Regions from separate parts of the Homo sapiens genome. Here region 1 is linked to region 2. The links are chromatin loops, found by intact Hi-C in ENCODE. Cell type or tissue: Panc1. All regions are shown on one strand. Links, peaks and the distances in the headings refer to the core of each region. The heading gives the core; the rest is flanking DNA.

Evidence for each region. Peaks named below come from ENCODE experiments on the same cell type or tissue, not always from the same donor. Only the 100,000 strongest peaks of a DNase experiment are listed, where the experiment ranks them.
Region 1: a loop joins it to region 2, with 2.4 times the contacts of the local background. A loop is called at or near these places in 3 of 110 quality-filtered maps.

The regions. Positions count from the first base shown.
Region 1 is chr10:80,522,402-80,528,258 of GRCh38, forward strand. It overlaps LOC124902471 (a long non-coding RNA gene), which reads left to right and starts at 2,774. Exons shown (of 2, transcript XR_007062218.1): 1 at 2,774-5,857. TSPAN14 (tetraspanin 14) reads left to right here. Exons shown (of 9, transcript NM_030927.4): 9 at 1-230. RefSeq lists an enhancer at 665-744. In Panc1, for the core only: no CTCF peak of the experiment used is centred there; no DNase peak of the experiment used is centred there.
Region 2 is chr10:80,271,479-80,277,335 of GRCh38, forward strand. MAT1A (methionine adenosyltransferase 1A) reads right to left here. Exons shown (of 9, transcript NM_000429.3): 6 at 4,898-5,116; 7 at 3,539-3,721; 8 at 3,042-3,175; 9 at 342-2,405. The coding sequence ends at 2,303. Among named protein-coding and RNA genes, the nearest start is that of MAT1A, 15 kb to the right of the region's middle. RefSeq lists an enhancer at 1,460-2,659. In Panc1, for the core only: no CTCF peak of the experiment used is centred there; no DNase peak of the experiment used is centred there.

The DNA of each region.
Region 1 (5,857 bases), core at 455-5,454, 250 kb after region 2:
TCGGGAGGCTGAGGCAGGAGAATCGCTTGAACCCGGGAGACAGAGGTTGCAACGAGCCAAGATCGAGCCACTGCGCTCCGGCCTGGGTGACAGGAGACTCCATCTCAAAAAATAAAATTAAAAAAAAACTACTACAATAAATTATCACCTTGGACTGTATAAAACAACTTTTAAACTAGTCTTTTTAAAAAGTACACTTAAATAAAAATCTAAACATAAGAGAATGTAAAGTGAAAAGTGAAAGTATGTCTTCTGTTACGCAGAGGTAACTACTATTAGGAATCCTTCCTGAAAATGTCCATGCATCTACTCAGGTCATCACACCCATGGAATCATTTTACATACTATTTTATGAGTGTTACTTAATATACTGATCCACAGTGCGTTTTCACGGTCACGCCATCAGTTGTAGGAGTGTGCCAAGAACAGATGGGCCTTGCCTTTGTACCAGAGGAGTCCATTTACAGTTGCAGGTAATAGAAAACCCAATTCAGACTGGCCTAAACAATGAGGGGAGGTTTTGGCTCTTGAAACTGGAAAGTCCCAAGGTGGGGTGAGTTTCAGGTTTGGGTTGATCCAAGTGGCTCAGTGACGTCAACAGGATCTTGTTTCCATTTCTCTGCCTTCCACAGCCTCCCCTTCATCTATGGTGGAGGGAAGGAGTCTACCACAGACAAACCCCGAGCCTCCCCCTGATGGGTGGTGTGGTGGTGAAGCCAGCAAGGGAAGGGATCCCCGGACACACCCCTCCTCATGCTTTATCCCACTGAAACCATGCGGCTGTGAAATGCAGCATCCTCCAGGAGGGGGATGAAGGCCGGGGATGCTGTCAGCTATTGCCATTGCACTTCTGTGGATGGGTGTTACAGTTTTTTGCAGGGTTTTGCACTTACAAGGACATATATATATATATATAAACTACAGTGTTATTGGAATTGCTTCTTACAGTTTGTAAGAAAAAAACATGTTTTTAGAGGAGTTCTCCTGGGAGGTGGGATCACATTTTTTTTTTTTTTTTTTTTTGAGACGGAGTCTCGCTCTGTGGCCCAGGCGGGAGTGCAGTGGCGCAATCTCGGCTCACTGCAAGCTCCGCCTCCCGGGTTCACGCCATTCTCCTGCCTCAGCCTCCCGAGTAGCTGGGACTACAGGCGCCCGCCACTACGCCCGGCTAATTTTTTTTGTATTTTTAGTAGAGACGGGGTTTCACCGTGTTAGCCAGGATGGGGGATCACATTTTAATAAGTAGGTACTCAGGGCTGGGGTGTACCTGTTGCTGCCTGACCACTGCTGGTGTGTGTGGGTATAAGGTGACAAAACCTCCTACCCCTGTGAGGTTGTTTCAAGGATTAAATGAGTTGAGATGGGTAAGCATCTAACAAAGATCCAGATTATTTAGTATGCATCCCCTGAATTATTGCTAACATAATTTTAATGATTGGGGAATTTTATCTGTGGCTGCCAGTCCCTACGAGAGAGCTGCCTGGGTCACATGTCAGATAGCTCAAGCTTTGAATCACTGAAACGAAACGGTCCACTTCCCTGTCCCTTTAGGAACAAGGCTTCGAGGTCTGTGGCAAGCCTCAGCAGGCATTTGGAGTTCAAGGTCTGTTCTCTTTCTGTGCCATAGAGGTGGGGAGACAAGGTAGGGTGTTGCTTCTTGCCTGGAGCGCAGATGCTACCAGAAACCAACACAACCAAAGTTGCCCGGGAGCCCCCAGAAGCAGCAGAGTGGCCATCAACTGCCAAGGGGCCAGGGTAGGCCACAGAGGCCTGGGGCCCAGGAGGGATGGTCTGTGGGGAGAAAGGGGATTATTGTGAACATCAACGCTGGGGATAATGTGCCCTGAAGACAGCAGCATATCACGTTTGGACGGTTGGTGGACCCCATCTGGTCCCACTCATAAGGAGAACAGAGGCCCTGGGGTGTGCTGGGACTTGCCTGAGGCCTCAGACCGGGACTGGGTGCTCCTCCGCACCTCCTATGAGGGAGGGTGTCCGTGTCTGTGAGGACAGCTCAGCAGGGCTGGGAACCTGGGGGCAGTGCTGGGGGACATGTGTGAGACTAGCGTGTGTGGGCCTTGCTCGGCTTGCCCTGGTGCCCTGAGAAAAACCTGGTATTTGAAAATACACATGGACTGCTGGAAGGTCAGGAAATCCAGGGTTTTGTTCTGAGGCAGTGGAAGTGTTACCGTGAGCCTGTGTTGGCCTCTCTCCTCACTCCACCTGCAGCCAATTCAGCCACACTGCCTTTGCATGGAACCCAGGGTTGCAGGCCGCGTGTGTAGATGCTGATTTAGGCCCAAGCACTCAGCTGTCAGCAGGAAGGACCATAGTGTTTTCTTCTAGTTTTAGATATGCACTCGTTCTGTGTTTTAAAGTCACAGCTGTGAGCCAATATGGGAAGAAGTGAAGTGGCCTCTAGGAGGGACTGAGCACCCTGTCCTTGGAGGTATGCAAGCCCAGGCTACACCCTTCCTGTCTGGGATGATATGGCTGGGGGTGGGCTTTGTGCTGCGTGGACCATGGCAAGCCTTTCCATCTCTGAGAGGTAGTGGTCCTTCCCGTGCCTTCTGTTAAAGATAATTTTTTAAAAAAAGGCATAACTCATATATATTACATGTACACATGTCAAAGATTTTATTTAACTCAGTAATTGAGAGTGCTGCTAAGATTAACAGCCAGTTCAAAAGAGAAATCACAATGAACCATAAATCTGTATGGAGTAAAGGAAAGTTGAAACTGGCTGGGGTTTTTTTTTTTTTTTTTTTTTTTGAGGAGAAAGGTCAATTGAATCTTATTCGTATAATATGCACATCCATAGACAAGAATTATTTTGCATTAACTCTACAACTTAGTTGTAAAAATAGCTCAAAGGCAGTGAAAGACTAGAATCAGATAATTGGAAGGGTGCACCCTAAGCAATGCATAGTTCTATTTTCTTTCTTTTTTTTTTTGAGACAGAGTTTCCCTCTTGTCACACAGGCTGGAGCGCAGTGGTGCAATCTTGGCTCATTGCAACCTCTGCCTCCCGGGTTCAAGTGATTCTCCTGACTCAGCCTCCTGAGTAGCTGGGATTACAGGCGCATGCCACCACAACTGGCTAATTTTTGTATTTTTAGTAGATACAGGGTTTCACTGTGTTGGCCAGGTTGGTCTCATACTCCTGACCTCAGGTGATCCACCCGCCTCGGCCTCCCAAAATGTTGGGATTACAGGCGTCAGCCACCACGCCCGGCCCCAATGCATAGTTTTTTACTGAAGACAACCAGAATCTCTGTTGCTTATTCCAAATTTCCTTCCACCACTTGTCCATCCAGCAGAGCCACTTTTAAAATAGGACACAGGCAGAAATTTAAAGGAGTCAATATCTCATGGTGAAAAGTGAATCCTGAGGGTTAGAGCATCCACCAGGTGCCCTAGGTAAGGGCCAGCCACTCTGGGAGGCAGCCCGGGGCACTCACTGTCCTCTCAGTAGTAAATGAAATCACTCAGGCCATGTCTGCTACCCAGAGAGCCTGAGTGTCCTCAAATGCTTGTTCTGCCTCTCCATCCACTCCTGCAGACACCTCAGTGGCTGCATCCCAAACCGCTGAACTTTGCTTCTCTTTCTCCAACCCCCAATTCCACCCACATCCAAAACTGCTCTGCCCCCTATTCCCATCTCAGCTGAGGGTACTATCATCCACCCTGTGGCCACATCCAGGAATGTGTGTATCACCTGGGCTCTGAGGATGACATCAGCTCTTCTAAGTCAACAGAATGTCGGGTCTGTTCTAAAAGTCTCATCTGACAAGGAGATCTTTAAGGCTTTACTCCCTTAAAGGCTTTACTCCCATCATGATGGGATAACCATCATGATGGATTTCAGTGTCATTCTGTCTTTTTCTTCGGAATGATTCCTGGGACTCGCCTTGTTTGCAACATGTGCATTGAAATATCTTTTCAACATAACTTTGTTCTTAATTGTGTTTACTTCCTTTCTCTGTGAATCTCAGTGATTCCTGGAAGCTGTGGTTGGTGGGGGATGGGGTGGGAGGACTTTGGTAGTATAAAAGAGTACCTGCAATGAATGTTCTAAGAAACTGGAGTGTTGGGGTCCTCCAGCCCTTGGCTGGTAAACTCTCCACTCCTTCCTCTTTGCAACACAATTCTCATAACTGGCAAAGGTGTGCATGTAAAATTTGTGACTGTAGTCTGAGGTTTTTTTTCCCTGTACAATTCCGCCTTCCCCCCTGTAAGCCTGTACCAGGAGAGGTCTCAGCTGCCTTGGAGGCGGTGAGACACGTGGGTGCTCACTGTGGCCCTCAAGGGTGAGGCTGGCACTGGGGCATCTGGGGCCAGAAGTCCTCCTTTAGTCCCAAGTCTCTGCCACTCAAGTGCATCAGTGAGAGGTCCTCATAGAAAATCTACTGTGGGCACAAAGCTGCCAGGCTGATGGGGGTGGGGAGCAAACGAACACCCTTTTCCCCTTTTACACCAGAGGAAAGAGACTTAGACTGAGGAACTTGCCTGCTGCCAGACAGCTGGGAGGTGGTAGAACCGGGCTTACAGCCCAGGGTTTCCACTCTAGGAACTCTTCTCCCTTCCTCTGATGACACTAACTCGCAGGCCATGATCAATGAGCAACGATGTAGGCAGGCACTGACGAGGCACAGCAGGAAGGCAGCTCAGTGCCCATGACGGCCAGGAACTGGGTACCATTTCCTCAGCAAAATGGGATAGTAACTCCCACACTGCAGCTACGCACTTGGGCAGTGGTTCACAAGGCCAGCAGCCACAACATCACCCCAGACCAGCAGCAGCTGCAGCATTACCCCCAGCACTTGTTAAAAGATGCAAATTCAGGCCAGGTGTGGTGGCTCGTGCCTGTAATCCCAGTACTTTGGGAAGCCAAGGCGGGTGGGTCACCTGAGGTCAGGAGTTCGAGACCAGCCTGGCCAATGTGGTGAAACCCTGTCTCTACTAAAAATACAAAAAATGACCCGGGCATGGTTGTGGGCGCCTGTAATCCCAGCTACCCAGGAGACCGAGGCAGGAGAATCACTTGAACCCGGGAGGCAGAGGTTGCAGTCAGCCGAGATTGTGCCATTACACTCCAGCCTGGGCAACAAGAGCGAAACTCTGTTTCAATAAATAAATAAAAATGCAAATTGTATGCCCCTTCCTTCAGGCCTATGGGACCAAAAACTGGGATGGGGCCCAATAAAATGTTTTAACCAGCCCTTCGGTGGTTACAGAAGGATAGAGCCAGAATAGACTAACCACTGTAACAAACATTACCTATACTTGGGAGGCTTTGAAAAATGTTTATTTAGCCGGGTGCGGTGGCTCACGCCTGTAATCCCAACACTTTGGGAGGCTGAGGCGGGCGGATCACGAGGTCAGGAGATTGAGACCAGCCTGGCTAACACAGTGAAACCCCGTCTCTACTAAAAATACAAAAAATTAGCCAGGTGTGGTGGCAGGTGCCTGTAGTCCCAGCTACTCTGGAGGCTGAGGCAGTAGAATTTCTTGAACCCAGGAGGCGGGGCTTGCAGTAAGTCGAGATCACGCCACTGCACTCCAGCCTGGGTGACAGAGTGAGACTCCATCTCAAAAAAAAAAAAAAAGGAAAGAAAAATGTTTATTTTTTTGCTCATGCCACAGTCTCTGGTAGTTGCTGGGAACTAGGGTGGGGGATTCTCTGCTCCACACAGTCTTTCATGGACCCAGGTTCCTTTCCTGTTGTGGGTCCAGCCTCCTGTAGCTGTTGGAGGCATCTCTAGTCAGCTGGTGGTTGGGGAAGAGGTGAGGATCAGGGAGGGAAGATGGAGAGTACTCTGCTTGTTCTCACATTCTGCTGGCCAGAACTCACAAG
Region 2 (5,857 bases), core at 410-5,409:
GGAGAGCACACAGAACTCAGGGAGGAGCCAGAGGTGGCCACTGCCTTTGGTCCTAACCCTTTTTGGGGCCTCAGGGCCCCGCATGTAAAAATGGGCTTCCTAAGAATATCCACCTTGGTGAGATGTGGTGAGGAATGAACATGGCAGTGGTGTGGCTTAACATAGCTGCTAGTAACAAGAAAAACCTAGTCCATGAGACATCTGCTCCACGTGGACAGGATGGGGTGACCCCGAGGGGAGGATACTAACTTCCCCCGGTGGTGGGGGTGGGCAACCAGGGAATGCTATACAGAGCAGGTGTCATGTCTCTGGGGTTTTGCAGAGAATAACTAAGCATAGGGTAGTTGCTCCTTGAGTTTTTATTCATTGTTTTAGCAGGAACTATTAACAAATAAAGGCTTTAGTTTCATACAAACAAACTGACAAAAAAGATCTTATTTCTCTAGAGGGTAGGGAAAGTATAAAATTCTGAATTTTCATGTCGAGTGTGAGCCAAGTTAGAGGAACTTGGCCACCTGCAAACCACTCCCTCCCTCCATGGGAAGGAATCTGAGGCTTCCTAGGTGACCAGGAGCCGGGCTTCTTTTGTTGCCTTAATTTCCTTTCACCTGAGAGAAAATGAAAGCCAGGGTCTTTGTGCTCCAGGCCAAGGCCCAGATGCTGGCTGCCTGCTCCCCAGATGAGACTTCCTGGGCTGCCTCTCCCAGCACCATGTACCCTAGAGAGAGGCCAAGTCCCCAGTGTTCCCCTGGGGCCCATGGAGGCCCCTGCCTGAGCCTGTGGTCCTGGGAGCTGGGGAGAAGGTAGAGATGCTGCTGTCAGAGGTCCAGGCTAAGGACAAGTGGGGCAGGTAGGGCAGGTGCTGCTGGCCATGGATGGAAAGGCAGGCAAGTTCCAAGACCTTAGCAGGCCAAGGACTGCTCAGGCCCCTTGGGAGCAGACCCGCTCCCCAGACAGTCACCTGGCAAAGGCAGAATCTCCTCATGACGTCTCAGAAGCTTGTCCAACACCAGAAGGCAAGCCCCGCCTATTTAACATGAGGCCATAGGACCAGCCTCCCTGGATCCGAAAGGGCCACTCACTCCCTCCAAATGCACTCAGCCTGCAGGGGATACAAGGGACCAGGGAAAGAGAAAGACTTGAGGGCCTCTGTCTAAGGGGCTGGCCATCTGTGCTAGGACAAGTTGCTGCTTCTGCTCCAGGAAGCCCAGATAGGACTGGACTGGACTTAGACCACTTACCCCAGAAGTCCAAAAACCCAATCTCTGCATGTCTCTGAGTGGTCAGGGGGCTGGGATTCTAAAGCTGCTGGTCAGTCCCTAACTCCAGCCTACCCTGATGGGCCAGGTAAGCCAACTCACCCTCAGTCATCTTCTGGGACACATGAAGCAAACAAAATAGCCCTGTGGTTCTGTCTTCACTTTTCAGACAATTGCCCACGGCTCAACAAGAGCTAGTGGGTTAATCCCCTAATTTCCAGTAACCTCAGGCCTTCAGGACAGAGTCCATGGCCTCATTTCTGAATCTGCTTTGTCATTGTTTGAGCCTGTTACTGGCATGAGACAACGGTGGGGGAGGGGGTATGTCACAGGCTCCTGAGTCAAAGCTCCTAGTTATACATCTAGGTCTAAACACGTGGCTGTGGGACCCTGTGGAAGTTATCCAGACTCTCTGTGCTTTGCTTTCCCCCATCTATAAATGGGATATAAAAGGTACTACCTCATCATGTTGCAGTGAAGAAAAAACGAGATCAGTTATTAGCTGGGTCCCTCGCACATTACAGGTGCTTAGGAGACATCAGTCCTGCTCTAACCCCTGCCACATGCCTGGCCTGGGTGGGGCTTTCTGGAGACCCTGGCTCAGGGCACTGGCTGCCTGTGAAAGGGGGGTCCAGGAGCCCAGGCCCACAAGGAGCCCTGAGGCCTGTTGAGATGTGCTGACCTCACCTGGCACAGGCAAGGGGAGGGAGGGGGAGCTGGTCAGGGTCCAGCTGTTGGGGGAGACGAGTGAGGGAATTCACTCTTGACGGGGGTGCCTTTTCCACTAAATTAACATTGCCCCAGTCTGAGGGAGCAGCAGGAGAACACCATGCCCATCCTTACATCAAGATCCAACCTCCAGCACCAGGAAGCCCCTGCCTCCAGCTGGCCATGATGATGACAGGACAGGCTAAATGAGAGGGACCTGGCTTTGCCCTGAGGGTTGGTGGGTGGGGAAGGCGATCAGCAGCCAGGCGTCTGGGGAAGAGGAGCATGGCCACCAGGTGCCTCCAGGGTGAGACCAGGCCCAGCTCCCCCTGGCTCTAAAATACAAGCTTCCTGGGAACCTCCCATGGGAACTCGCTTCTTCCGAAATGGCCGTAGCATGCTGTCTTCTGGTAGATGGGCTTCTTCAAGTCCAAATCCCTGCATGTCCAGCAGAAAGGAAGGGCATTGGAAGATGGAACAGGAGCAGGGTTTCTTTCTCCATTTCAAGGACAGGAGGGAGCAACGAACTGTAACACAGCCCTCCTCGCATGGCACTACGCCTCCCCACCGCAGTTGCGCGCACCCATCCTATCTGTGCCATACCCTGGTCTCGTTTTATAGCCCCACGGATGCTTAGAGGTTCAGGGACCAGGATCTAACTCCAGCCTTCCGGTGCTTTTCTCCTCCCACTCCACTTACCTGGCCCAGGCCAATGTTGACACCACTAAGCTCTAGAAACGGAATAGACTTGCTGACTTGATTCCCAGCCATTTGAGCTATTTGGCCTTATATTAATAATTATTTTCCTAAGATCCCCGCCTGCCTCCCAGTTGCTCAGAGATGGCCCCACTGGAGTTGGTGTTGACTGGGCCAGCAGGAACCTGGGGCAGCCTCCTTTAACCTGACAACCAGGCTTTCTGCACTGGGGATGCACTGTGCTGTACCAAGAGCTCACAGACCCTCCCACTTCTGAGAGGCAGAAACATCCTCCTTTCTGCCTCCCTTTCAGGTGAGGTGAGCATCTGGGCAAGGAAGGAGCAAGGTCCTGTGTAATAGCAGCGCATGGCACTTTACCTGACAATGACGCCCGGCCGGAGGTCGAAGTTCTTATGCACCACATCCAGCAGCTCTCGCTCTGTCTTCTGAGAGGTTCCGTAGGTGAAGATGGAAATGGACAGCGGCTCGGCCACACCAATGGCATAGGAAACCTTCCAGCAAGGTGCAGCGTCAGGGATTGAAGCCTCTGTGTGGGCCCTGCCCCTTTCAGAAGCTTTGCCCTTCTTCTGAAGGGACCAGCGGGGACCACATGCCTCTTGCCCCACATGCTCCCCTGCAATTTTCCTGCTATCTTCACCGAGGGCAGTTCTTCTACACGCCTCTCTCCCTGAAGATTCTGGTTTTCCCTCCCCTAGGTTTTCAGAGCCCTGGCCACAGTGCCCAACACAATCACACAATCACAACCTTTGGCAAAGCATGCAGCTTTCCCACCGGGCCAACATCCCCTCACTCAGGGCAGAACTGGGCAGGGGTCCTCCACTGCAACAGGACGGTGGTGGGTGGAGGGGGCTTACCTGGACAAGCACTCTCCGGCAGAGCCCTGCTTTCACCAGAGACTTGGCCACCCAGCGGGCAGCATATGCAGCTGAGCGGTCTACCTTGGTGTAGTCCTTCCCAGAGAAGGCCCCACCACCATGAGCCCCCCAGCCGCCATAGGTGTCCACAATAATCTTACGGCCAGTGACACCCGCATCCCCCTGCAGAGGGAGAGAAATCAAGATAAGAAGCAGAGCCAGCCCCTAGATGCTGGAGGGGGCTGAAGTACTGTGATGGCAGCTGAACTGCAACTCAGGAAGGATGTCCTGGGGCTGCCCACAGACATTTTCCTAAGACCCCTTAGCCCAGAACTCTGGACTCCACTCCCAGCTCAGTCACTGACAACATATTGAAAACAGGTAACCTGCCAAAGCTTCATTAGCAAGTGCAGAAGGTGGGCCAGGGGTTCTCTGGGGTCACAGCCACTCCCTAATGCCTTTGTTACTGAGTCCATCACAATGGAGAGATCCAACTGCAGGCAGGAACTGCACTGTCATAAATACAACCCTGGCTGGTGCCACCTAGCAAATGCCATGCTGCCCACTTCCCAAGTGTCCTCTGGGCAACACCAGTCAATAGTGATGTCTTTAAAAGGGTGGGAGTTCTATGTTAAATGATTTGGGGAAGTCTGCCTGCTCTACTCCCCCTTTTAGAGATCCACAGTTCATACTAGTATGTCTAGGCTTTGAGAAGTCCTGCAAGAAAAAACAATAAGTGTTACCTCCTTCTACTCTGTGTTTCTACACTCTACTTGCTACTGGAACCCGGGATGGAGCTCAACTCTGGCAAAGCACACACGGCTGAGGGCCCAGGCAGTGGGCAGCAGCCTCACAGCAGTGCCCTCAACCTCCACCTCCTCACACTTGCAGTACAAGAGAGGGGGCAGTGGTGCCCTGTCTAAAACACCCTGTCCCACTCTGGTGCCCACAACAGCCAGAGGCAGCCTGTGGTGAAGATCTGGAAACAGCCACCCGGGAACAGCTGTCCACGTGCAAATGCTGCAGTGGGGAATGTGCACCAGAGCAGGGTGAGGTGCAGCAGCCGTGGGTAAGGTCGATGGTCACTTGAGATGGCAGGAGTGGGAGGGCCCAGTGGCGCTAAGTGGAGGAATCCTAGGGACATATCCCCCATTTCTTGCACACTGTCAGACACATAGCAGACCTCCCCAGAGAGTGCACTAAATGTACAGAGGCCAAAATTCACCGACTTTACATTTAGTCCATGGCCAGAGTCAGCTGACCCCCTCCAAGCTATCTCTTGAGGTTTTCCTGCTCTGAGACATAAGCAACCCCAGTAACAAAGACAAACCAGGGCTTCGTTCAGAGACAAGAATGCACCTGGGGACCTCCGATGACAAACCGCCCACTGGGCTGCAGGTGGTAGACGGTGTCTTCGTCCAGGTACTTGGCCGGCACCACGGCCCTGATGACTTGCTCCTTCAGGGCCCTGCGCATCTCCTCCAGCGTGATGTCTTCGTTGTGCTGCACAGAGATGACGATGGTGTGGATGCGCACAGGGATGACTGCGCCATTGTCCTGCATGTACTGAACTGTCACCTGTCCATCAGAAGGGTGGGGGAGATACTGTGAGGCTGAGGCTGAGCGAACGGCACATCGTGGCCAGACACAGGCACCCAGGAGGTGGGCAGGGCTCCCAGGAGCCAAGTGGGGCCTCCTGTCTTCAAAGGGTGTTGGGGGAGTTAATCTGACACATTCTTACGTTCAAAAAATTGCCTGGTGCTGTGGGAGGACTGGGTGTAAGGCCCAGCTATTCCCACATGGGGCCACAATTAGCACTGCTTGGAGACTTGAGTTTCCTCTCAACTTCTGACCCACTACATGTCTCCTCTTCTGTCTCAGAGGCTTCCAGGTGCCAGCAAATGTCCCCCTGGCCAAAGCCCTTTCTTGACCCTCTATAGCCCAGGAGGTATCTCTCCTCCTGCCAATGATGCAGATAAGAAAGCCAAGGATCCAAAATGTAAATGTCTTGGTCAAGATCACACAGTCGGAAGAGCTGGGATCTGACCTGGAGCTGCATGGGCTGGTAGACAGGGCTCTTCCAAGAAGAAGGTTGGATGCCACTCAAGACCCTGTGCTGGCCACAGGCCCAATACTGCCGAAAGCAGCATGGACCCACAAGAGCAGGGCTCAGAGGATTTTAGGGACATGTGGTGCCCGCAGGGGTGCAGCTCTGCCAGATGGCCCTGGGAGGGACACTGGCCAGTGAGTATGGGACTGCTCCCATCCCAGGGCCTGGACAGAACCACGGGGCAGCAAACAGTGGCTCCCTGGGACTGT